Regions from separate parts of the Mus musculus genome. Here all the other regions are linked to region 1. The links are chromatin loops, found by intact Hi-C in ENCODE. Cell type or tissue: heart. All regions are shown on one strand.

The links. Peaks named below come from ENCODE experiments on the same cell type or tissue, not always from the same donor. Only the 100,000 strongest peaks of a DNase experiment are listed, where the experiment ranks them.
Region 2: a loop joins it to region 1, with 3 times the contacts of the local background. A loop is called at or near these places in 7 of 42 quality-filtered maps.
Region 3: a loop joins it to region 1, with 7 times the contacts of the local background. A loop is called at or near these places in 16 of 42 quality-filtered maps.

Annotation. Positions count from the first base shown.
Region 1 is chr3:129,201,828-129,209,827 of GRCm38, forward strand. It overlaps Pitx2 (paired-like homeodomain transcription factor 2), which reads left to right. Exons shown (of 5, transcript NM_011098.4): 2 at 2,110-2,165; 3 at 2,613-2,750. The coding sequence starts at 2,120. Among named protein-coding and RNA genes, the nearest start is that of Pitx2, 6.0 kb to the left of the region's middle. In heart, a CTCF peak has its summit at 3,075; a DNase peak (open chromatin) is centred at 3,054; H3K4me3 peaks cover 3,109 bases; H3K27ac peaks cover 546 bases; H3K27me3 peaks cover 7,269 bases.
Region 2 is chr3:128,460,031-128,468,030 of GRCm38, forward strand. No RefSeq gene overlaps it. Among named protein-coding and RNA genes, the nearest start is that of Gm52639, 90 kb to the left of the region's middle. In heart, no CTCF peak of the experiment used is centred here; no DNase peak of the experiment used is centred here.
Region 3 is chr3:127,630,978-127,638,977 of GRCm38, forward strand. Neurog2 (neurogenin 2) reads left to right here and starts at 2,159. Exons shown (of 2, transcript NM_009718.3): 1 at 2,159-2,480; 2 at 2,751-4,654. The coding sequence starts at 2,752. The coding sequence ends at 3,543. In heart, no CTCF peak of the experiment used is centred here; a DNase peak (open chromatin) is centred at 3,404; H3K4me3 peaks cover 2,767 bases; H3K27me3 peaks cover 7,070 bases.

The DNA of each region.
Region 1 (8,000 bases):
CAACCAGGATGGGAACTTTTGGCATGAGAATAACTTCTAATCAGGAAACGTCTCCTATCTAAAATGTTGAGATTAGCCATCAAAACCAGTGTTGTAATCTGGCAGTGAAATTTGTCTGTCACACGTTAGCCACCTTGATAGGACAAGTTTAAGTATCATCAGATAAGACTTGAAGGTCTCTCTTTAAAGAAAAAAATCTTCCTCAGTTAGTTAGACTGGACCCATTTATTAGGCCTGGTCGTTCTATGGAGCATAAAGTCTCAGGATTCACATTACTGCGAAATAAAATACATCTCAAAGTCACAAGGACGTGTAGCAAGGAGCTAAGGAACACGTCTTGATCTTTTCACTCCTTGGGCCGAAACCTACGGGGTCTTGAAGCGTTGCTTCTTACTGCTTTGATTGGTCTTCAGCACCAAAGCGTGGGGGGATGGGGGTGGGAGGAAATGTGTAGCAACTGACTTTACAGGTCAGGTCTTTCTCTTCTGTATATTTCAGTCCTTGAAAATAAATAAATAAATAAAACTATTTGCAGTAGCCATCTGCAATGTTGGGGCTACCGGCTAATAATGCAGCCAGTTCAGACATATAAAAAAAAAAAAGATTATCGAAATGATGATGCCATGCAAATTTCCCCCGAAATTATCATAAGTAAACATTTGGAGTCTGGACTAATAAAATCCCATCTGTGTTACTTCATATCGAGTTAGTAGAAAGCTGTGATAATGAATTTTGTAATATCTCCCGAACAGACATCTCAATCAGACACTAATCCTGTGATTTTACTGCAGAATCGCTAAATCTGGAGCCGCCAAACTGCTACTTCTGGGCCCACGGGTCCACAAGGATCGGCAGAATCCCTACCCGGGTCTCATTAGCTGGGGGAGGGGGGACCTGCTTGTGGCTCCCCAGTCTTGGATCCCCAGGCCACCACACCAGGCGGCCCCTCCTCCAGGCAGCACGACCTTGGCCAGAGTCCCCTGGAGCTTGGATTGCTCCAGAAGAGACTGAGGAGCGCGTGAAAATGCTCCTGAGGCCAAAACTCGGCCCACTGGCCTGGCAATGCCCGCTCTCACCTCCAGCCCTGGTCTCTAAGAGAAAAGGATCCTCCGATCGCAGGCATACCCTGTTAGCAAGAGTCAGGAGCCAAGATTCAGGGGGCCTGAGAATCCCTTCTTCCCTTTCTTGTCTTGAAAGCAACCATTCCATCTAGCCCTCCGCCACCCACCTCTCCCGGTTTGCCTGTGGCAAAGAAAAGGGGCCGCGTCAAAAGCTTGGCTGTCTGAGTTGCGGTTGGAAATTTGAAAAGGATCTAGCTTGCCTGGGACGGCAAAGGCCGAAACTGGAGGAGCAGCCTCCTCGGTGCTGTTTGGGCTTGGCGGCCCCTCCAGAAACGCTTGCCCGGGTCTCCTGTCTCGCTCCAGCCCGTCGTGTAACTCGGCTCTACGATCTTAAATCATACTTTAGGGTAAATAAATGGCTGGATGAGTATCTCCAGGGAAAAGTATGGCTAAATATGGAAACGCGGCTCCTGGTGGATGAGCGGCCCTAACTCAGCTCGCTCCTGGAGCACCCTTGGCCGAGAGTTCCCTCCCTTTCAGAATAACAGAAAAGCGGAGGGAAAGTTGCTTTGTGCGACCCGGCATGCTGTTTCTGGCCTTCTGCAAATGTTTGCTGAGCTCAAATTGACTGACACCGTATTGAATGGCGATCTTTCCAAAGAGAAGTCCATTCTCTCCACCCCCAAATCGTGTATCAGCTTAAGGTGGCTCCTCGGCCTAGGCGCCCTTGAACGTAGTCCCCGCAGCTTCTCCAGAAGCTTGTGGGTTCACTGGCCTCCTAACCTCTGGGCCCTTTCCCCTTCAACTGGGGACTTAATTCCTCCAGGTAAACATCTCGGTGGGAGTCCTGGATTTAGAGCCCGGAAGACGTTGCTGGACTCCGTGGGGCTCTCCGGCCCGAGAGGCGTGCCTGAATCCCCCAGCACCTAGCAGCACACTTCACACCTAGAGTCGATCCTGACCTCCGCGCAAGTAGCTAGCTGCCTTTGAGCCTCCAACTCCCTACAGCTGCCACTTCTCAAAGTCCCACTTCTCTTCTGTTTTGCAGATAACCGGGAATGGAGACCAATTGTCGCAAACTAGTGTCGGCCTGCGTGCAATTAGGTAAGAAGCTCACTTCTCCTGCCCGGGTCCCTAGAAGGGAGTCAGGCTGCGTCTTGAGAGAGAGGAGAAGGCTCCGGCTCGACAGCGAGGCCCCCAGCAACTGGAACTTTCTCCAGGGGGGGGTTAGGCGAAAAGGAAATCAAACTAGTACAGCCGTGGCCTTGCCCTTTCGGGGAGGTTTGGGCTCAGGCGAACTAGCAAGGACTGCTCTGACACTCCTCTAAGCTTCCCGTCGGGTGGCCCAGGGACAGATCACTGCCCTCACTGGGTTGCCAAGGGGCCGGAGGGCTGGGAGTGTGGTCTGTCCTTCCTCTAACGGGCTCTTTGCTCTCTGTCCCTCTTCCCCCTCCGTCCCGCCTCGCCCCCTAACCCTGGTCCGGGGCTCCTTCCCTCCGCCCTTTGGCATCCGCTGCCACCGCACGTGGGGCGGGCGCACTAACGGCCCAGGCGTGCAGCCGGCAGCCGTTGAATGTCTCTTCTCCAAAGACTCCGAAATCAAAAAGGTCGAGTTCACGGACTCTCCCAAGAGCCGGAAAGAGTCGGCCAGCAGCAAGCTGTTCCCGCGGCAGCACCCCGGCGCCAATGGTAAGGGGGGAGGGAAGCGCAGGCCGCGCGCCGGGCTCCTGCCTCCGGGACTCCGGGCTGCCGGTGAAGCACGGGCGGGCGAAGCTGCCAAAGCCGGTGTCCCCTGCTGCAGAACTTAGACTATTGGCCTCTGGGTAGAGCGCGAAGCAGCCGTCCCAGGGACTTTAATTCCTTTCCACAAATTATACTGCACTCCTGAGACCCAACACCTCTCCCTTTTCTCTCTCCCTGTGGTCTGATCCCCTGCGCACGCCCCAGCCTACTACGGCCGCTGCTTCTGGTGTGCAAAGTGGTCCAACAGCGACCTCTGTCGCTCTCCTGGTCCCACTGCACGTTGCACCATCAGGGCCCACCCGGTCCCTGAAGCTCACAGCCAAGCCTCGCCCAGGCGGCTGGGTGCAGTTTATCGCGCCAGGCGAACGCTGGAAAGTCGTGCTGAAGGCTCGCTTTGAAGGGTCTGGGTTTGGACCACAGCCCTAAAGAGCAGGAGACAGAACGATGCACAGCACATGAGGGCCGCAGCGATTGGGTGCTCCTGTTGAAGAGCCCCTGCTGCTGTGTTAGCTGTTAGGCCTTGGGCTTGAATAATGTAGTTTCTTCGTTGTTTGATTTCACCCTAGACCAGTCCATAGGCTTGTGCAAAAGGTGAAAATGTCTCTCACGCACAGCAAAGGCCCTGGAGAAATACAAACTCATCCTTAGATAATGTATGTGTGTGTATAAGAGATGGAGGGGCCTTCATTTGGAATAGGTGTAGAATTCTAATTTACATATTTTTTTCTAGTCTCCGGGTTTTCCCAGCTTCAAAATAAGTAAGTGCCGGACCTTAGGAGGTTGTTGACCTTTGATTGTGTGAGGAGATAAAACTCCCCACAGCCCTCGACCCCAACCCCTACACAAATATAATATTGCCAGAGGGGGTAATTTGGAACTGCAGTCAAGTAAATAAAAAGTATTACTAAGGAAAAAAAGACTTTCTGCGGGTATCTGAGCAGAAAGCAGCATTTGTTGAATCAAAAACGCTTAAAGCAACCTGCAGCTTTCCCATCCTGAGTCCTCCTGCTGGGTCAGTTAAATGCTCACTTGTCCGGGATTAACCCCAAGGGGTTAAATGGGGGCAATGCAGAGATAATGTCGGTTGATTTCTGTCATTAAGATTGTGTTAAATTCTTCTTCTGTTTGATAATCGGTCGTAAAAATAAATTATTAGACCGGAGAATGTTTGGGATATGGTTAAAAATCAAGAGTAGCGATGAATCCCAGGGAGAAGGCTTTGTGCAAGCCCGGCCTAGGCCCAGGGGTGGGGGTGGGGGGGCAGCCGCCGCCCAGCGGAGGGCAAGTTACATCCTGTGGCTTGTGACCCTAGAACTCGACCCCACCTCTAACCCTGATTTCGTTGACCCAAAGAATTGTTTCTGAGGCTAGGTGGCCTGCTTTGGGGCTAATAGACGCAGACCCCGTCAAGGAGTCTGCAGTGGGATGATGTCCTTGTAGGTAGGCAGGATGTGTCTGAGAGCCTACAGAGTTTAGTCCCCGCTGTCAAGTGTCCTGGCATTCGCTTTTAATAATAGGAGAAAGAAAGGAAAAAGAAAATGGTGGGGAGAGAGAGAGAGCGAATATGAATATGAATATGAATATGAAGAATTGTGGCGTTTACTTGAAGGACGGATTATTTTAAAGAGTGTATGAAAGGTTCTCCCCCTATATTGCCAAAAATGTCTGTTTTTCTATCTTTTGGACTTAAGTTTTAAAAAGCTGTCCAAATGTGTTTAATAGCATTCATTTTAAAAAGGCATGTAGTGGGACAAGATACTGAAAACCTTGGGTTTTAGCTGGTTTGTGGTGTGTGTGTGTGTGTGTGTGTGTGTGTGTGTGTGTGTGTACTGATAAATCAAAATGATGATGATGACGATGATGATGATGATGACGATGATGATAACAATAATAATAATAATAATAATAATAATAATAATAATAATAATAATAATATGCACCAGTAAGGTAAAACCTCTAATCACTGCGGGAAGATCACCAGAGTTAAGTACCTTTTGGAGATTACAGAAAATAATTTATAGACTATACAAACTTCTGACTTGAATTTAGTTTTTGTACTTTTAAGGTTTCCTATACTTTAAAAAATGCATGTTTTTAAATATCATGTAGTGAAAAAGATGAAGCCAGTACACTCCCGTGACGGCGCCCACCTCTTCTTCCTCAAATAGCCTCAGATGCAGACTCTCTAAGGGAGACTCCCCAGATCCGTATTCGGGCTAAGGCGGGCTCCATATACCACCACTAAGCTCAAAACTTGAAACTGGAGGCAGTGTAGGGGCTGAGAGAGTTAATCGAGCCTCCAGGCCTGGCACTTGGAGGGAGGCATTTTGGCCAGTCCTATAGAAAGGAGCAAAGTCCAGCTAAAGACTTCACGTATGGCTACGTTTTTAGGAACTCTCAAATGGTCTTGACCTTCAGGAAGAGAAGAGAGTGCAGAATGTTTGGGCGCCGTTGCTATAGAGTAGGGCATAAAGCCCACAGCACTGCCGGGCTTGGCCTCAAAGTCTGTCCGGTTTGCCCTGCGACAGGCGCCCAGTACTTCGCCCGCTTTCCCTACCCCCAGCCATGCCATTAATTTTTAAAAAGCTTTGAGAGACTGGCTGGGCTGAAAGTATTCTGATTGCCCCAAGTCCTAGATTTTCCCCGCCTCAGAAGAAAACTCCTAGGTCCCTCCCGACACTCTGGGTCCCTAAACATCCCTTCTCCCTCGGGGGTTGGGGGTCGCAGCTTAATCGCCTTCGGAGAACGCGAGTAAACTCTGGCCCTCGCTAAGGCCCTGTTTTCCTCTTGGGCTCCCATTCACTTAATCAGCAAATGTTGGCGAAACTCGAACGATGTGAACTCCTATTCTACCCACAAAAGCAAAACGATCTGGTTTCCATTATGAAGCCGCTTAAAGCGGAGGCCTTCTAACATTCAAACCTTCTGGAGCAAAAGGCAAAATGGTGGTGTCTGGAGGAGGGATCTGAGCCCTGAGGAAGAAGGTTGTGGGGGAAAGTGGAGCGATCTTGGATGTAACTGGAAGGCAAGGTGCAGGTGCTAGCTGGAGGAGATCTGAAGCTTGCAAAGGCAAAGAGACAGGAGAACTGGGTGGTGACAGTTATCTATTTTCTTTTCCCCACTGGACACCACCTCCGCCATTAAACCTGCAGTTTTCTTGGCAGAAGCCTCCTCTCTTCCTGTGGTTTCCAACCACCCCCACCCCAGTGGGAAATTGTACCAGATGTCCAGGTAGTCAGTCCCTGAAGGTCGGTGGCAAGCATTCTTTGCAGGTGGCGACTCTCCCAACCCGTTCCATTCTCACTCAAAGTTTCTTTAGGCTGCTTAGGCGGTTACTCCGCACAGACTGCTGTTAATATATGCAGCAGTTGTTAGAGCGACTCCGGGGAAAAGGAAATGTATAACGAAAGCTTATTCGTGAGCAGGAATATACTAATGGAACAATCTGATGTCTTCTTAATCCTATGTAAAAAGCTTTGTCGTCTTCCTAATATTGACTGAATGGGTAATTAATGGCTCTTCATCTAGGCGAATACCCTGTAATCCAAGATAGGCAAAAGACAACAGCCCAAGTTAGAAGACAAAAGGCACGGCTGCAGCCACACAACCCTCCCCAGGGACTCCCACTGGGAAAGTTTCTTCCCCTGGGAAAGAAAGAAGGGGTGGGGGACAAGCCCCATCCTTCCTGGGCTTCACTAACCATAGAACTTGACCATGGATGGGTTCCGTGCTCCAAAACGCAGCTTTTCTCTCTCCAACTCTTCTCTTTTTCTTCTTAACTTCTTTAAGATCTCCCCATCTCAAAGCCATCTAAGAATCCACACACACACACACAAAAGGTCCCTTAAAAGCCTCAACACTGGTCAAGGCCTCTTTTGGCTCCAGGACACTCCCTTCTTTTACAAACCTGGCTTAGAGTCCGTCAGGACTAAAGCATCGGAGGTAAAGGGAAGAAAAGCCTGGATCTGAGCAAAGGCACGCGCGCACACGTACATGCACACGCACGTGCACACACACACAAGTGTGTCTGTGTGCTGAAGAACCATTAGGAGTGATGGAGTCAACGTCTTTGTGAGAGCCTGACATGGAGTGCCCAAGATTCTCCCAACGTGTTTTGAACAGGCTGACATTTTAATTTAAACCTTTAGAGTAATACATTACTAAGGTTACTACAATGAGGTGGGCTCCTTTTTTTTTTTTTTTTTGTCAGCTGACAGCTTTTAAAATATTATTTCGCTAGGGAAATAAAAGCTTCATCTCAGATTATAGGTGGGTATTTTTGGATTTATGTGATTTATGGTCACCATGGCAACTAATGCCGAATGTTAGCTACCAGCATGTCTGGGAAAGAAAGAAAGGAGAATGGGAGAAATAGGAAAAGGAGGTGAACATGAGTTGGAGAGAGGGGATTGATTTAATCCAATTATTTTTTTAAGTGACTTCAGTTAGCCCCTGCACCTCCTCCTCTCCAAACCTGGATACCTGAATTTATTTTCATTTTCATTCTCTTCCTGTTGGGGCTGTTCTCAGCTTTCCTCTCCTCTCCTGAATCTATCTATCTCTCTCTCTCTCTCTCTCTCTCTCTCTCTCTCTCTCTCTCTCTCTCTCTCTCTCTCTCTTTCTTTGCCCCTCTTTTCTCCATACCGCAAAGTCACATTTAACTACACCAATCTCACAGGTCAGTGAATTGATGATCTCCAGAAACAAGTGTGTGTCTAATAAACCTGCCCTGCTCAGGTGCAAATACAGGAGGGGCACTGGCTGCTCTTAGGTTAGTAGGTGTTAACACCAGCCTCCCTGCCCATCACTGAGCAGTGGGGGGTACCTCCCACTGGCACCCTCACAACTCCTTTGACTGTCAGAGTTGAGCTTTTCCACAGGGGCTCTGGCAAGGGCAGAGAAACACAGCTCTGTTTTTATGGGGCTGCAGTGGATGAGTGTCAGTTAATCTCTGACCTTCGGAAACCCAACAGAATCGTTAACAAGCCCAACCATTTTTGTTTTGTTTTGTTTTGTCTTTTGTTTTCATTTACGGAACAAGCAAAATCATCCACAGGGAAGCTTTTTATTTGGGAGGGAGGTCACTCTTGTGAGTGGGAGGGGAAGGTCAAGCCTGGTTTGTGTCCAAACAGTTGAAAGAGGGGATAAGAGGCCACTTCTTTGGGTATGGTGCCAGGTCTCCTCTTCCACCAACAC
Region 2 (8,000 bases), 740 kb before region 1:
GCAATTTAAGTTCAATTTATATATTGAAATAAAATTTAAAATCATACTGCCTAGAATATATGAGTGTTGTTATTCAAAATAAAAGGAAACAGTAAAAAAAATATTTAAAAATGTACATAAATTTGACATACTCCCAATGCTCCACTGATATTCTCAAACTAGAAAGTGTTAAAGATGCTCTAGTGCATAAGCTGGATATCTGTGATAAAGTAAATGGTGGAACCATTGTCCAGTATGGACCACCGTGTCTTTACAATGTTTGGGGAGCTTTGGATCTTATTCATGTGGTTTCAGACAGCATCTGGCTGTAAGTAAATTCCAACAACCTCACTGTCTTGATTAATATGAGATTCTTGGCAGTTTGGTTATTGCCGGAAGAACTAAACTGAGTTGGGGAACAGGGAAGAGGACTGGCTGAAAGGAAGAGTATAGGTGGGGAAGATGGAGGAACCACCAGTTATTGCTAGACAGAGGGAGAACCTGGTGAAACTATCACCTTTCTGTTCTTGATGTCATCATTTTTAACACTGCTATCATGATGAATCACTCACAGTTTGTAAGTTTTAGCATGTGTGTGTGTGTGTGTACATGCATTGATGCCATAGAACCCATTAGAAGTCTCAGGACAACTTGTAGAAGCCAATTCTTTTGTTCGTTTGTTTGTTTGTTTTTGTTTTTTTTATTAGATATTTTCTTTATTTACATTTCAAATGCTATCCTGAAAGTTCCCCATAACCTCCCCCTGCCCTGCTCCCCTACCTACCCACTCCTACTTCTTGGCCCTGGCATTCCCCTGTACTGGGACATATAAAGATTGCAAGACCAAGGGGCCTCTCTTCCCAATGATGGCCGAATAGGCCATCTTCTGCTACATATGCAGCTAGAGACACGAGCTCTGGGGGTACTGGTTAGTTCATATTGTTGTTCCACCTATAGGGTTGCAGACTCCTTCAGCTCCTTGGGTACTTTCTCTAACTCCTCCATTGGAGGCCTTGCGTTCCATCCTATAGATGACTGTGAGCATCCACTTCTGCAAAATAAAGGAAAATGAAGAAGAAAGACCAAAGTGTGGATACTTCATTCCTCCTTAGAATAGGGAACAAAGCACCCATGGAAGGAGTTACAGAGACAAAGTTTGGAGCTAAGATGAAAGGATGGATCATCCAGAGACTACCCCACCCGGGGATCCATCCCATAATCAGCCACCAAACCCAGACACTATTGCATATGCCAGCAAGATTTTGCTGAAGGGACCCTGGTATAGCTGTCTCATGTGAGGTAGAAGTCAATTCTTTCTCGCATGTGGGTTATGGAGATTGATCCTGATCATTAGCTTTGGCAGCAAGTGTCTTTCCCCACTGAACGCCTGCATTGACAATTATAGCCCAACTTGCCTACTCGCTGTTGTAGAATTCCTCTGTGCTTTAAAGCCACACATTTACACCTGTACAGCATTCAGCACTGTAAGTTCGGGGGATAGAATATTTGCTCTGCTTACTTTCATTTCTCTACTTCCATAGCCTCTATATGCAGATCCCATTCTCAGTCCACAGAAGTAGTAGATGAGGGTGGGGAGAGTTATCTCATAGTTCTAGAGATCTATTATTAAAGAACTGTATTACAAGCCACACCATGTTGTGCAAATGTGAACGAGATGGAGATTAGTGTTCTCCCTGAGGATGCTCCCCATGTTGTCTAGAACTTAGATGTTTTAAGAGAGATCCAAGCCAAAAACTGATTGGAGTCTTTGGGACCAGAACCAAGGATAGGTGAAGGGCTCTTTTGTGAGCCTGACTTGTTGTTTGTTTCCTAGGCCATCAGTATTTATATTTGAATCATGGTTAGCAATGACAGCAAGATATCTACTGCAGGAGATACTGTGGAAGAAAACCCCTGAGATGTCACAGTTGAAGCCTCCTTACAGCACCCCTCAAAGTCTCTTATGCATGCCTTTTGAGTTACAAGTGGTTCACTTCTTTTCATTTAAGGAAAATTTATTGCAAATTCTAGCATTCTTGTCAGAACACCTAAAAAGAAGAATGTGGACCAGTGTGGTTTTGGCACACCAATTTAAGATTTCAAAGATCTTACTTTGTAAGCAGCTAGAATGAGGTTAGGGCAGAAGAGCTATAACTTTTGAAGAGAAATCAACAACTACATTGACTATGAAGAAATTCTCATGATTTTTTCCGTTGGAGTTATTTTTATGTTCTATTTTCAGACTGAAAGCCTTTCTCTCATTTCTCTACACCATTCAACATTTCTTTCTAATGCTTTAACTCACACAGTTGACACCCTCTGGATCCTTGCCACTGTGATTATCCCCCAAACAGCCAATGAGCTGAATATCTTAGAGCATCCATCTTACTTTGTGCTATGGCTTGGATGCCCTTCTAGAGAAATATGTTTCAAGCTCCAGTTTCCCAGCTGGTGGTGATATATTGTCAGGCTGTGGAAACTTTAGGCAATAGGGCACAGGTGGAAGTGGGTTGTTAGATACATGCTGAAGAAGATGATAGCACAGACCTGGGTTCTGATGTTCTTTGTGCCTCTTGGTTCTTCACCCTAGGCACCATCTCCACCTCATTCTCATACTACCATGAATGAGCAGCTTGGTCATGACCTGGAGGATACAAAGAATGAGCTCTTTGAAACTGTTTGTCAAAACAAGCCTTTTTTCCGATAAGTGGTTTCTGCCCATAGTTACTACTACATTCTACTTCCATGGTTGTCTGTATCTTTGTGGCTTCTCTGTTTTCTCGTTGCAGCACAGTAACAAGCAACAGAGGATTCCTTCTTGAAACAACTCTGATTTACATTTAGCACCTCTACGTTGTCTAATTAGCACTGTTATAGCACAAACCTATCTTTCTTTCTTTGTCCACAACCTCATTATTTTTGTCAAGTCACGGTATTTTAGATCTTAGAGAAGACAATTCTCCCCTACTCTTAGCTTCTAGATTGATAAGAAGGTGAGCTATATATTTGCATTATTTCATTTCATTTTTAAAACTTTTACTTATCTATCTATCTATCTATTTACTTATTTTGGTTTACACTCCAGATTTTATCTCCCTCCCAATCCACCCTCTGACGGTTCCTCATCCCATACCTCCTCCCCCACCCCTTCATCTCCATGAGGATGTCCCCCCAACCCACCCCTGCCCTAGCAGACCTCCCCTTCCCTGGGGACTCCAGCCTCTTGAGGGTTAGATGAATCTTCTCTGACTGAGTGCAGACCCAGCAAGTCCTCTGTTGTATATGTGTTGGGGACCTCATATCAGCCAGTGTATGCTGCCTGGTTGGTGGCTCAGTATCTGAGAGATCTTGGGGGTCCAGGTTGAGACTACTGGTCCTCCTACAGGGTTGCTCTCCTCCTCAGCCTCTTCCAGCTTTCCCCTAATTCGACCACAGGGGTCAGTAGCTTCTGTCCATTGGTTGAGTGTAAATATCTGCATCTGATTATATAAGCTGCTTGTTGGGTCAATCTTTCAAAGTGCAGTTATGATAGGCCCCATTGTGTGAGCGCTCCATAACCTCAGTAATAGTGTCAGGTCTCAGGGCCTCCCCTTGAGCTGTATCTCACTTTGGGTCTGTTGCTGGACTTCCTTTTCCTCAGGCTCTTCTCCATTTTTGCCTCTGCAGTTCTTTCAGACAGGAACAATTATGGGTCTGAGTTTTAACTGGGATGCTACCCCCTCCCTCACTTGATGACCTGTCTTCCTGCTGGAGGTGGGCTCTACAAGTTCCCTCTCCCCACTGTTGGGCATTTCATCTAAGATCCCTCTCTTTGAGTCCTGAGAGTCTCTCACCTCCCAGGTCTCTGACACATTCTGGAGGGTCCCCCCACCCCCGCATCCTACCTTCTATTGTTGCCTGTTTCCATTCTTCTGGCCCTTTGGACTTCAGTCCTTTTTCCCCAACCAATACCTGATCATGTTCCCCTCTTCCTCTCCCTCTTCTCTTTCCTACCTTGGTCCCTCCTTCCCTTCCCATATAGGTGTGGTCAGTGAGCATCTCTGACTTCTAGACAATGAAGCCTATAATCTTCATGACATGATGGCAACATGTTGACTAAATGTTAAACTCTTCATTAGAGTGCAGATGATATGACATCCAATTCTAACATGTTAGAGCCTTAGCAGAAAACTTTCAGAGACTCCTCTGTGTGATTCATTAAATCAATATATCTTAAAGGCCAACAATATTGATTCTTCAAGGACTAAATAACTGAACTTTTTGCCTCAGGTACAATTAAGGATGAGAGTGTAACTATCAGGCTGAACTGGGATCTGGAGTAAGATATTAATTTTCTCTGCTACTTCTTTTACTTTCCAATCAGATGAAACTCAACATTGTAGCAATACAAATCCAGAGCACACTGATGTAAGAGCCCTAGTGGACAGTATAGACAATGCTCATGGGCTCTAACTCTACAGGGAAGTGAAAACACTTGGGCTGTAGCGTTTGGATGTTGACACTATTGAGGTCTAAATTAAAAGGCCAGGATCATAAATATTTTTGTCTTTAGTCACTAAGCATGAAACTATACATGCAAATATAAAAGCTCCAGACATTCAATATTTAACCTGCCTGCAATTATCTCTTAATGATTTTTTCCAAAAGTATCTTCCTGCCTTAAATTCCATGAGTTTTTAGAGGACCAACCTAGTCTCTGCCTAACAGTTTGCATTCCAAATTAACAGATAGCCAAACAATTCAAGTTCCAAATCATAAATAGAGTCACAGATGGACACATGGCCCCAAAATATCCAATAACATTGGAGGCAATAGCTTCTTCTAATGTGCTTGGCACTCTAAAGAAATTCAAAGTCAGAGGTTTTTGTTTGTTTGTTTGTTTGTTTGTTTTGTTTTGTTTTTCAGTAATTTACAGAAAGGTATGCTTGAAATCAATTCAGCAGAGGAAATCAAAATGGAGGAACTGATAGATGCAGAACCCCCAAGTACCAAGGCTGCTGCATAGAGTTCCTGATTGAGCCACACAGGAAGATGCTTCTGTAGGAACCTAATAACCCCAAGTTGAAGATGGCTCTGTAGTGGAACTGTGCTGGGATGGGGCATGTTTATAAGATAAAAGTTCTTTTCATTTCAGATTCTCACCCAGGACTCATGGGAAAATATTCTCTGTGCATTGAAAAGTAAAGAAATCAAAAGACTTACATATAAAGTTTGCATAGTGTGCATTTGAATTACGCTAAATTATTATACTAAGCTTATGACTAAAAATGTTCTCAAGCTTCCACATACATGGTTAAAATAGAAATTGTTAGAGTCACACCAAGGTATTTTATATTATTTGTGACTATTGTGAAGGGTGTTGTTTCACTAATTTCTTTCTCAGCCCATTTATCCTTTGTGTAGAGAAAGGCCATTGACTTGTTTGAGTTAATTTTATATCCAGCTACTTCACCAAAGCTGTTTATCAGGTTTAGGAGTTCTCTGGTGGAATTTTTAGGGTCACTTATATATACTATCTTATCATCTGCAAATAGTGATATTTTGACTTCTTCCTTTCCAATTTGTATCCCCTTGATCTCCTTTTGTTGTCTAATTGCTCTGGCTAGGACTTCAAGTACTATATTGAATAGGTAGGGAGAAAGTGGGCAGCCTTGTCTAGTCCTTGATTTTAGTGGGATTGCTTTGAGTTTCTCTCCATTTACTTTGAAGTTGGCTACTGGTTAGGTGTAGATTACTTTTATTATGTTTAGGTATGGGCCTTGAATTCCTGATCTTTCCAAGACTTTTTATCATGAATGGGTGTTGGATTTTGTCAAATGCCTTCTCAGCATCTAACGAGATGATCATGTGGTTTTGTCTTTGAGTTTGTTTATATAGTGAATTACGTTGATGGATTTCCATATATTAAACCATCCCTGCATCCCTGAGGTGAAGCCTACTTGGTCATGATGGATGATCATTTTGATGTGTTCTTGGATTCAGACATAGTACTACTGGAAGATCCAGCAATACCTCTCCTGGACATATACCCAGAAGATGTTCCAACTGGTAATAAGGACACATGCTCCACTATGTTCATAGCAGCCTTATTTATAATAGCCAGAAGTTGGAAAGAACCCAGATGTCCCTCAACAGAGGAATGGATACAGAAAATGTGGTACAATTACACAATGGAATACTACTCAGCTATTAAAAACAATGAATTTATGAAATTCTTGGGCAAATGGATGGACCTGGAGGGCATCATCCTGAGTGAGGTAACCCAATCACAAAAGAACTCACATGATATGTACTCACTGATAAGTGGATATTAGCCCAGAAACTTAGAATACCCAAAATACAAGATACAAAGCACATGAAACTCAAGAAGAATGAAGACCAAAGTGTAGATACTTCATTAGAGTGGATACTTTATTCCTCCTTAGAATAGGGAACAAAACACCCATGGAAGGAGTTACAGAGACAGAGTTTGGAGATAAGATGAAAGGATGGACCATCCAGAGACTACCCCACCCGGGGATCCATCCCATAATCACCAAACCCAGACACTATTGCATATGCCAGCAAGATTTTGCTGAAAGGACCCTGATATAGCTGTCTCAAGTGAGGCTATGCCAGTCCCTGGCAAATACAGAAGTGGATGCTCACAGGATGAAACACAGGGCCCCCAATGGAGGAGCTAGAGAAAGTACCCAAGGAGCTGAAGGGGTCTGCAACCCTATAGTTAGAACAACAATATGAACTAAATGTTCAACATCCTTAATCATCAGGGAAATGCAAATCAAAACAACCCTGAGATTCCACCTCACACCAGTCAGAATGGCTAAGATCAAAAATTCAGGTGACAGCAGATGCTGGCGAGGATGTGGAGAAAGAGGAACACTCCTCCATTGTTGGTGGGAGTGCAGGCTTGTACAACCACTCTGGAAATCAGTCTGGCGGTTCCTCAGAAAACTGGACATAGTACTACCGGAGGATCCAGCAATACCTCTCCTGGGCATATATCCAGAAGATGCCCCAACAGGTAAGAAGGACACATGCTCCACTATGTTCATAGCAGCCTTATTTATAATAGCCAGAAGCTGGAAAGAACCTAGATGCTCCTCAACAGAGGAATGGATACAGAAAATGTGGTACATCTACACAATGGAGTACTACTCAGCTATTAAAAAGAATGAATTTATGAAATTCCTAGCCAAATGGATGGACCTGGAGGGCATCATCCTGAGTGAGGTAACACATTCACAAAGAAACTCACACAATATGTATTCACTGATAAGTGGATATTAGCCCCAAACCTAGGATACCCAAGATATAAGATATAATTTGCTAAACACATGAAACTCAAGAAGAATGAAGACTGAAGTGTGGACACTATGCCCCTCCTTAGATTTGAGAACAAAACACCCATGGAAGGAGTTACAGAGACGAAGTTTGGAGCTGAGATGAAAGGATGGACCATGTAGAGACTGCCATATCCAGGGATCCACCCCATAATCAGCATCCAAACGCTGACACCATTGCATACACTAGCAAGATTTTATTGAAAGGACGCAGATGTAGCTGTCTCTTGTGAGACTATGCCGGGGCCCAGCAAACACAGAAGTGGATGCTCACAGTCAGCTAATGGATGGATCATAGGGCTCCCAATGGAGGAGCTAGAGAAAGTAGCCAAGGAGCTAAAGGGATCTGCAACCCTATAGGTGGAACAACATTATGAGCTAACCAGTACCCCGGAGCTCTTGACTCTAGCTGCATATATATCAAAAGATGGCCTAGTCGGCCATCACTGGAAAGAGAGGCCCATTGGACTTGCAAACTTTATATGCCCCAGTACAGGGGAATACCAGGGCCAAAAAGGGGGAGTGGGTGGGCAGGGGAGTGGGGGTGGGTGGATATGGGGGACTTTTGGTATAGCATTGGAAATGTAAATGAGTTAAATACCTAATAAAAAATGGAAAAAAAAAAGAAAATATCTAATTTAAAAAAAGAAATTGTACACTAGGAAAATAAAATTTTAG
Region 3 (8,000 bases), 1.6 Mb before region 1:
TGAACAAACACAAACTCCGCATCCACTCCCACATGTTCCTTAAATCCCCATCCGTTCAGCCAAGGCCAAACAGACCCTTAGTGGGGGTTTCTTTTAGGAAGAATTTGAAGGGTGGTTAAGTGTTTGGTCTCAATGCTAACTACGTAAGGTCGCGTGCACCTGCAACCATGTGGGCTGTCCGACAGCTCTCACTCCAAATATATATTTTTTGCCTTCCAGACTATTCGGCTTCTTGCGAGTTTCTAGACAGAGCTAGAGACTCAAAGGAAGAGTCTCTGAGAGGGCCGGATGGCGTGTGTTGAAGTCCAGTATCGTCTGTGCCTTCCCATTATTTCAGTCCTGTCTACAAGGGAAATTAAAGTGTTCCGAGAGGATCTAGCGGGAACTAGATGAAATAATGCTTTTACATTTAGGAAATGTGCTTTTTTTAAAGGGGGAAGAAATGAAAGTTTGACAGAAAATACTGGAGGTTGGGGTGCTGCAAAGATCCAGACTATTTCCCTGGATGCTAATTTTGCTTTTCTTCGGCTCCACGCTCTCCAAATCCTGCTCCGTAGCCCTCTAAGGGAACTAAACACACGCAAACCGTGCCAATGCGAACAGTGCTCTGGCTGAACTCTTCTCTGAGATTCAGCTCATTTTCAGTCCCAACGAACTAAGGAGCCAGAGACCTGCGGATAATCTCTTTCTCTGGCTCTGGTGGACTGCTAAAGCCCCTCCCAAGACTCTCCTTTCATCCTCGCAAAAAAGGACCCCGCGACCGGTCCCAGATGACACTCAGGACTCACTCACTTCTGGGACTCTGGTTCTGCGTCTAGTGGTAAAGGGGAGGGACAGACAGCAATTCAGAACAAGTTTCCTCTCAAGTCCAGCAGGGAGCTAGAGCTCCTTTCTATTTTTTTTCTCCCCATTGAAAAGGCAGAATTGGGAGGACAGGCCCTATGTCTCAACAACGCCCCCCAGAGCGGAGCAGAGGTCATACAAGTGTCAGAGTGATCCACTCGCTCCTAGGAGCAGTAGCACGCCTGCCTTTGCCACCCACACAGGAAGCCACCTTATAGTATCATCTGGCTCTAACCTGTTGTTGGTACCCATCCCCTTCCGCACCAGAAGCCCCCCAAATTACGTCAAGGCGTGAAGCCTCACTGTGTCTCAGGGAAAATGGGTGTGTCAAGTGAGTGCGTTTATTTTATTTTATTTTATTTTATTTTTTTTTAATGCTCATCAATTGCTCTCCGACCAATTTCCCCTTCTAGGGGACGTCTCTGTGAACTCCTAATGTTTCCCAAACAGTCATAGACACGTTTCTCTAGAACTCAGGCACACTCTCTCACAACGTGCCTCCTGTCTGGCACACGTACGTGACCCCTTCCTTTTCCTAATTAGACTAAGGTGTTTTAAAACCCGTTTTCTAGTTGATACGGCCCCAAAGAGGCTTTGCCGAGACATGGCCGGCAGCACCACCAGGCTGCCTTCTCCGGGATTCTGACTCTCACTAATTCAAGGCTCCGGTCGCCCGCCCGTGAGACCCCGGCTGAGACGGGCGGGACGCGTATGGAGGACTCGGGCGGGAGCAGTAGTCGGGGTGCCCCCCCCCCCCCCCGCCATGGGCCCCCAGCACTCGGGCCCCTAATGAGCTGCTGAAAGGGAGCGGGCTCCGGTGCGCGTGGCTCGCAGGCCTCCCGGAGTCCCGGGAACACTGATTGGCCAGCTGCGCCTCGCGACCTCCTTTCATTAATAAATTAGCGGCACGCTCCAGCCGAGCGCGAGCCACCAATCACAATAGACAGCGGCGGCGACAACAGCCGCAGCTTGAGCCACTGCCGCCGCCGCGGCTTCGGTAGCTTGGGCTGCAGCCTGGAGCGCCAACAGGAGCTTTAGAACCATTTTATGCTGATTAGATAAAGGGGGGACGGAGGGGCGGGGGTGATGGAGGAGGAGGATGGATGGCCAGGCCAGGGGAGGGGGAGAGGGACTAAAGAAAGGGAAAGAAATGAATGATGATAATACGATGAAAAGAATAAGCTGGGGAGGGAGAGCGGGGGACCAGGACAGGCGGAGGAGGAGAGGGCGGGGGAAGGGTAGGTGAGGAGGGGGCCCCGGGGCAGATCTGATTGTTTTCTTGGTGGTATATAAGGGGTTTTAAGGAGAGTCGTGTGCCAGACACGCAGCCACTGAACCACAAGCAGCTCGGCTTTAACTGGAGTGCCTTGGAGTCGCGTGCCAGCAGCCACACGGCCAGGGACTGACTGACAGACAACCACGCACGAGAACGACAACACACGAGACTCGGGCGAGCTGCCGCGGTCGTCCGGGCTCTTGGCAAAGTCGCCCAGCCGAGAGGCCCCCCCGCGGAGGTGCGCCTAGGAAGCGCCAAGCCCGCGGCGCGGAGGACACCGTGCTCGGTTCCGGGCTGCGGGGACATTCCCGGACACACACCGGAGCAGCAGCTGCGCCGCGACACATCTGGAGCCGCGTAGGTAAGTGTGCATGCCGCGGCTCTCCACTTCGCAGGCAGTGTCCCCACGCAGGCTCACGCCGCCCACGCTAACTCCATCGCTCTAGACGCAGTGACTTCTGTGACCGGCAGAAGGTGGCTCGAGCCCGGGGCGCTCCTCCCCAGCTCTGTCCTCGCCATCTTCGCGAATGCACATTGAGGGAGATGGAGGGGGGGGGGGCGGGGCGCGGCGCCAGCGACACTTTACCCTGTCCATTCTGGGAATAAATTTCATCTGCCTCTTCTTTCTCAGGATGTTCGTCAAATCTGAGACTCTGGAGTTGAAGGAGGAAGAGGAGGTACTGATGCTGCTGGGCTCGGCTTCCCCGGCCTCGGCGACCCTGACCCCGATGTCCTCCAGCGCGGACGAGGAGGAGGACGAGGAGCTGCGCCGGCCGGGCTCCGCGCGTGGGCAGCGTGGAGCGGAAGCCGGGCAGGGGGTGCAGGGCAGTCCGGCGTCGGGTGCCGGGGGTTGCCGGCCAGGGCGGCTGCTGGGCCTGATGCACGAGTGCAAGCGTCGCCCGTCGCGCTCACGGGCCGTCTCCCGAGGTGCCAAGACGGCGGAGACGGTGCAGCGCATCAAGAAGACCCGCAGGCTCAAGGCCAACAACCGCGAGCGCAACCGCATGCACAACCTAAACGCCGCGCTGGACGCGCTGCGCGAGGTGCTGCCCACCTTCCCCGAGGATGCCAAGCTCACGAAGATCGAGACGCTGCGCTTCGCCCACAATTACATCTGGGCGCTCACCGAGACTCTGCGCCTGGCGGACCACTGCGCCGGCGCCGGTGGCCTCCAGGGGGCGCTCTTCACGGAGGCGGTGCTCCTGAGCCCGGGAGCTGCGCTCGGCGCCAGCGGGGACAGCCCTTCTCCACCTTCCTCCTGGAGCTGCACCAACAGCCCGGCGTCATCCTCCAACTCCACGTCCCCATACAGCTGCACTTTATCGCCCGCTAGCCCCGGGTCAGACGTGGACTACTGGCAGCCCCCACCTCCGGAGAAGCATCGTTATGCGCCTCACCTGCCCCTCGCCAGGGACTGTATCTAGAGCTGCGGGTCTCCCTCTCTCGTCCTCTACCCGGCCCTCTTCCCATCCTTCTCCCGCCCCTCACCCTCCACGCCCCGGACTCCACTTCACAGAGCAGAGGTGGCCCTTGCAATCCCCTCGGCGGCTGGTGCATTCGGGGGTGGAGACCAGCTCTGGTTTATTGAAGATGTGAGGATTTATGGTCAAAGAGGACTATGGCGTGTGGGAGTGGGGGCTGGCGTGGGGAACCTCGTAAGACTGTAAAAGACACTGAGAAAAAGTACCATAACTAACGAGTGTGCAGAGCAGACTGACGCTCCTCCCCTCTCTCAGAGCTGCTGGAGGAGAACTCCGGGCAGGCAGTTCGTGTGAATCTCTCAGAGGGAATGCAACTGGTCCCTGTGATCTTTTCACCTTCGTTTCTACATAGAGATGTTAATGTCAGTCGAAAGAAATGTATTTTAGCATCTGAATGAATTTACTGGTAATAATATTATCCACACATTTGCAATGGCTGGCATCTGCTCTATTCCCATTGCTGTCTGCAGGCTGTGGGAATTTCACCTGTCAAACCAAACTTTCCCTCTCTGATGTGCACTTTGTTTTTTTCCCAGATTCGTCACAATGCCTATTGTCCCGCCCTTCTTTTTGCTTTTTTTCTCCATTTTGCCATCTGTCTCTTATGATTTATAAGGGGGAAAAACTTGTTTTGTTAGAGGGCCAGGTTAGAAGTCATTGTATAATTTGTAGGCTTTTGTAAGGGTTGAATGCAAGCGTGGAAATTTAGGCTGAATTCTCTATCAAAAGAAAAAATGTGAAGGAAAAAGGAAAAATCAGGAGGGAGGATTGCTTCATGCATTATTTATCTCGACCTTTTAGGGGAGAAGGAACTCCCCCATCCTTTCAAGAGATTAAAAATAAATCAACAGTCTGAAAACCTAAGCAGACACGGGGCATTGCCAGGATCAGCCACACACGTGTTTCCTTCTATTTATTTTGAAGAAAAATTTCATGGGAAAGTATGTATTTTTTTGTATATTCTACAGAGTTTATTCTAGTATGTATTTACATCCCGAAGAATAAGAAAATTGTTTTGTGATTAAGCTATAAATAAAGTATCTAATTTTCATAAGTTTGTATTGAGGTTTGGCTTTTGCGTTTGTTTCTGATGTGGCTGGCTTTTAATACAGAATGAGTTGTATTTTACTAAAGTTTTCACATATTGAATTGAGTATATTTGTATCTTGGGTCATGTTTGATGTGGAATTTCACTAAGAAATTACAAAATATGGGATCCTACTTGAAACACCAACCCTGAAATTGGAGTATGAAATCCATCACAAACCCACATTCTGTTTTTAAGAAATCACTTCTTAAAGGCAGGCAGATTTCCATGAGTTCAGGCTTAGTCTACAGAGTGAATTCCAGGCCAGCCAGGGTTACACAGTGAGACCTTGTATCTAAATAAATAAATTAACAACATACTGAGCTGGGGACAAGTTCAGTGGCAGAACTCTGGATGTTTAAATCAATAAATACATGCTGCCTGGGCAACGAAGAGCAAAAGTGGGGATCTTAAATAATAATTATGTCACAACAGACTCCAGTGTTCAGAAAAAGCTTTATTTTAATAGCAGGAGGTTGAGTAGGCTGTAGTGATGCACGCCTTTAATCCAGCACTTGGGAGGCAGAGGCAGGTGAATCTCTATGCTAGCCTGTACTACACAGTGAATTCCTGGACACAACCAGGGTTATGTAGAGAGACAGATGTTGCATATCTGTTAATTGAGAGAGGGAGAGAGAGAGAGAGAGAGAGAGAGAGAGAGAGAGAGAGAGAGAGAGAGAGAGAGAGAGAGAAAAGAAAGAAAGAAAGAAAGAAAGAAAGAAAGAAAGAAAGAAAGAAAGAAAGAAAGAAAGAAGGAAAGAAGTTTTTTGGTACAGTGTGCAAATCTGTTTTTGCAGTTAACTTCTTTTGGCTTCACCTTTCTTTTGCTGTTGTTTTGTTTTTTGAGGGAGTTTCTGTTCTAGCTGTCCTAAAATTCAATTTGTAGACCAGGCTGGCCTAGAAATCACAGAGAACTGCCTGATTCTGCCTCCTAAGTGCTGGGATTAAAGACCTGTGCCTCACCACCATGCCTGGTTCTCCTTTATGACCTTTTTTTAAAAACAATTTTTTAATTAGATATTTTCTTCATTTACATTTCAAATGCTATCCTGAAAGTCCTCTATACCCCCTCCCCGCCCTGCTCCCCAACCCACCCACCCCCGTTCTTGGCCCTGGGATTCCCCTCTACTGGGGCATATAATCTTTGCAAGACCAAGGGCCTCTCCTCCCAATGATGGCCGACTAGACCATCTTCTGCTACATACGCAGCTAGAGACACAAGCTCTGGGGGTACTGGTTAGCTCATATTGCTGCTCCTCCTATAGGGTTGCAGACCCCCTCAGTTCCTTGCATACTTTCTCTAGCTCCTCCACTGGCGGCCCTGTGTTTTTTATGACCATTTTTAAACTGAAGGAACTGTATATTGATCCCTCATAGAACATCTTTTTCTTTTTAGTTTATTATGGATGGTTGGTTTTGTATTAGGCACTTTAACAAGCTAGTTGGCTTCAAAGGTCAAAGTTCTAGAGAAAAGGAGACATTCAGAGTTAGTGTAAATTCAAATAATACCCAGAGAGAAATAGCTTTGCGTTCTATTCTTTGTTAAAGTTATTTGAAGAGGAGGCAAAATGGCTACGACTTACACCTCATCCTCCAAACACTTCAATGACCAAGCAAAAGTTGACCACATTCAAGAATTAAGCCCTAGATGAACAGATGCAAACAGAAAATCATTCAATTAAAAGAGTTAGCTGGCCAATGTATCTTCTTCCTATAAATGTCATATCTGTTTTTGCTTTGAGCTAAATGTTCCTTTGCATAGAGAAATTACGGCTTCTTTTGAGGTCTCTATCTGAAACTGTCCACACTCATAGGGATTTTTTGAGGTTTAATACCTTTACATGTTTTAAACATTTATTTTGTACATAGGATGTTGTGCCTGCATGTGTGTCTGTGTGCCACATGTGTGCAGTGCCAGAAGAGAGAGTTACCACCATGTAGTCGCAGGAAACTGAATCTACATCATCTGGGAGAGCAACCAGTGCTCTTAAAAGCCACCTCTCCAACTCCAGTGTTTAAAATCTTAATAACTACATTGTCTTCAATCAAAGGAAGATTCAACCCGAAGATTTTGCTTAGCTTTCATACTGGACAAAGGAGGGCCTGTTTGACCCACCTCCTTCTTGTGAGATGCTAGGAACTGAACCCGGTGTGTCCTGGATGTGAGGCAAGCTCTCTCCCAATGAGCTGCCTTTCCTGCTCAAAAGCAATTCCCCTCCTTTCTCTTTACAATGTGGTGATACATTATGGATACAAGGTGATATTTTTCTACTCATGTCTATGCTTTTAACAATCAAAAGTCTAAATTAGCAATCAGAGGACTGTTAGTGTAAAAGTTTGAAAACAAACCTGTCTGTCAGTTGATGATGGTTATAGCCATAAGCTTTCTCTGAAAACTGCCTGAGGAAATAGCAGTTGAGGGGGTCCCATAGCCAGGTGTCCTGAAGGTCTAGGCTCAGCCACTAAGGCTTGGAGTAATGTCAACAGCGGGTTGATGGGTTGATGACTCAACCCCAGGCATCCGGCAGTCTCACCTCTACAGTTTCTCCAGCCCCAGAGGTTTGCTCACTGCCTGGAGGTGCAAGCTTGCGGGTTGTCCACACACAAGCACCCTGTGCTACATGCCAGGCATTTTTTTGCTTAGCACCCCAGAACCCTCCTCTCACTCCTCTTCCCATGTAACCACAGATTATTATACACCAAATTTGGTGCTGTTGGTTTTGTTTGTTTGTTGGTTGGTGCTGTTGGTTTTGTGGTGTCTAATCATCTTCAGTCGTGAAAAATGCTGTCTCAGGCATCATGTGGTGATGGCTCAGAACAGATGGCTTGCTGAGTAGCAGGACCTGTGTTTGATCCCTAGCATCCAAGTTTTTAAAAGTCCTGTTGTAATCTCAGCACTGGAGAGACAGAAAACAGCAGATTCCAGGGCTTGCTTTACTGGCTGGCCAGCAAAGTCCAATCTGTGAGCTCAAGTTCCATCCTATTGTTTTTCTTTTGAGTATATATATATATATATATATATATATATATATATATATATATATATATATATATTCACACAGAACTAGCTCTGTAGATCAGGCTGGCCTGAACTCACAAAGATTCTCCTGTCTCTGCCTCCTGAGTGCTGAGATTAAATGTGTGTGCCACCACTGCCAGGCCTAGGAGATTATAATTTAATTACAACATATCTCCCTTCCTTTGCGCACCCCCCCCAAGCCCTCCCATATACCCCTCCCTGTTCTCCTCCAAATTCATGGCCTCTTAAAAAAAACTAATTGGTATTGCAAGCATGTGTGTATATTTAATACAC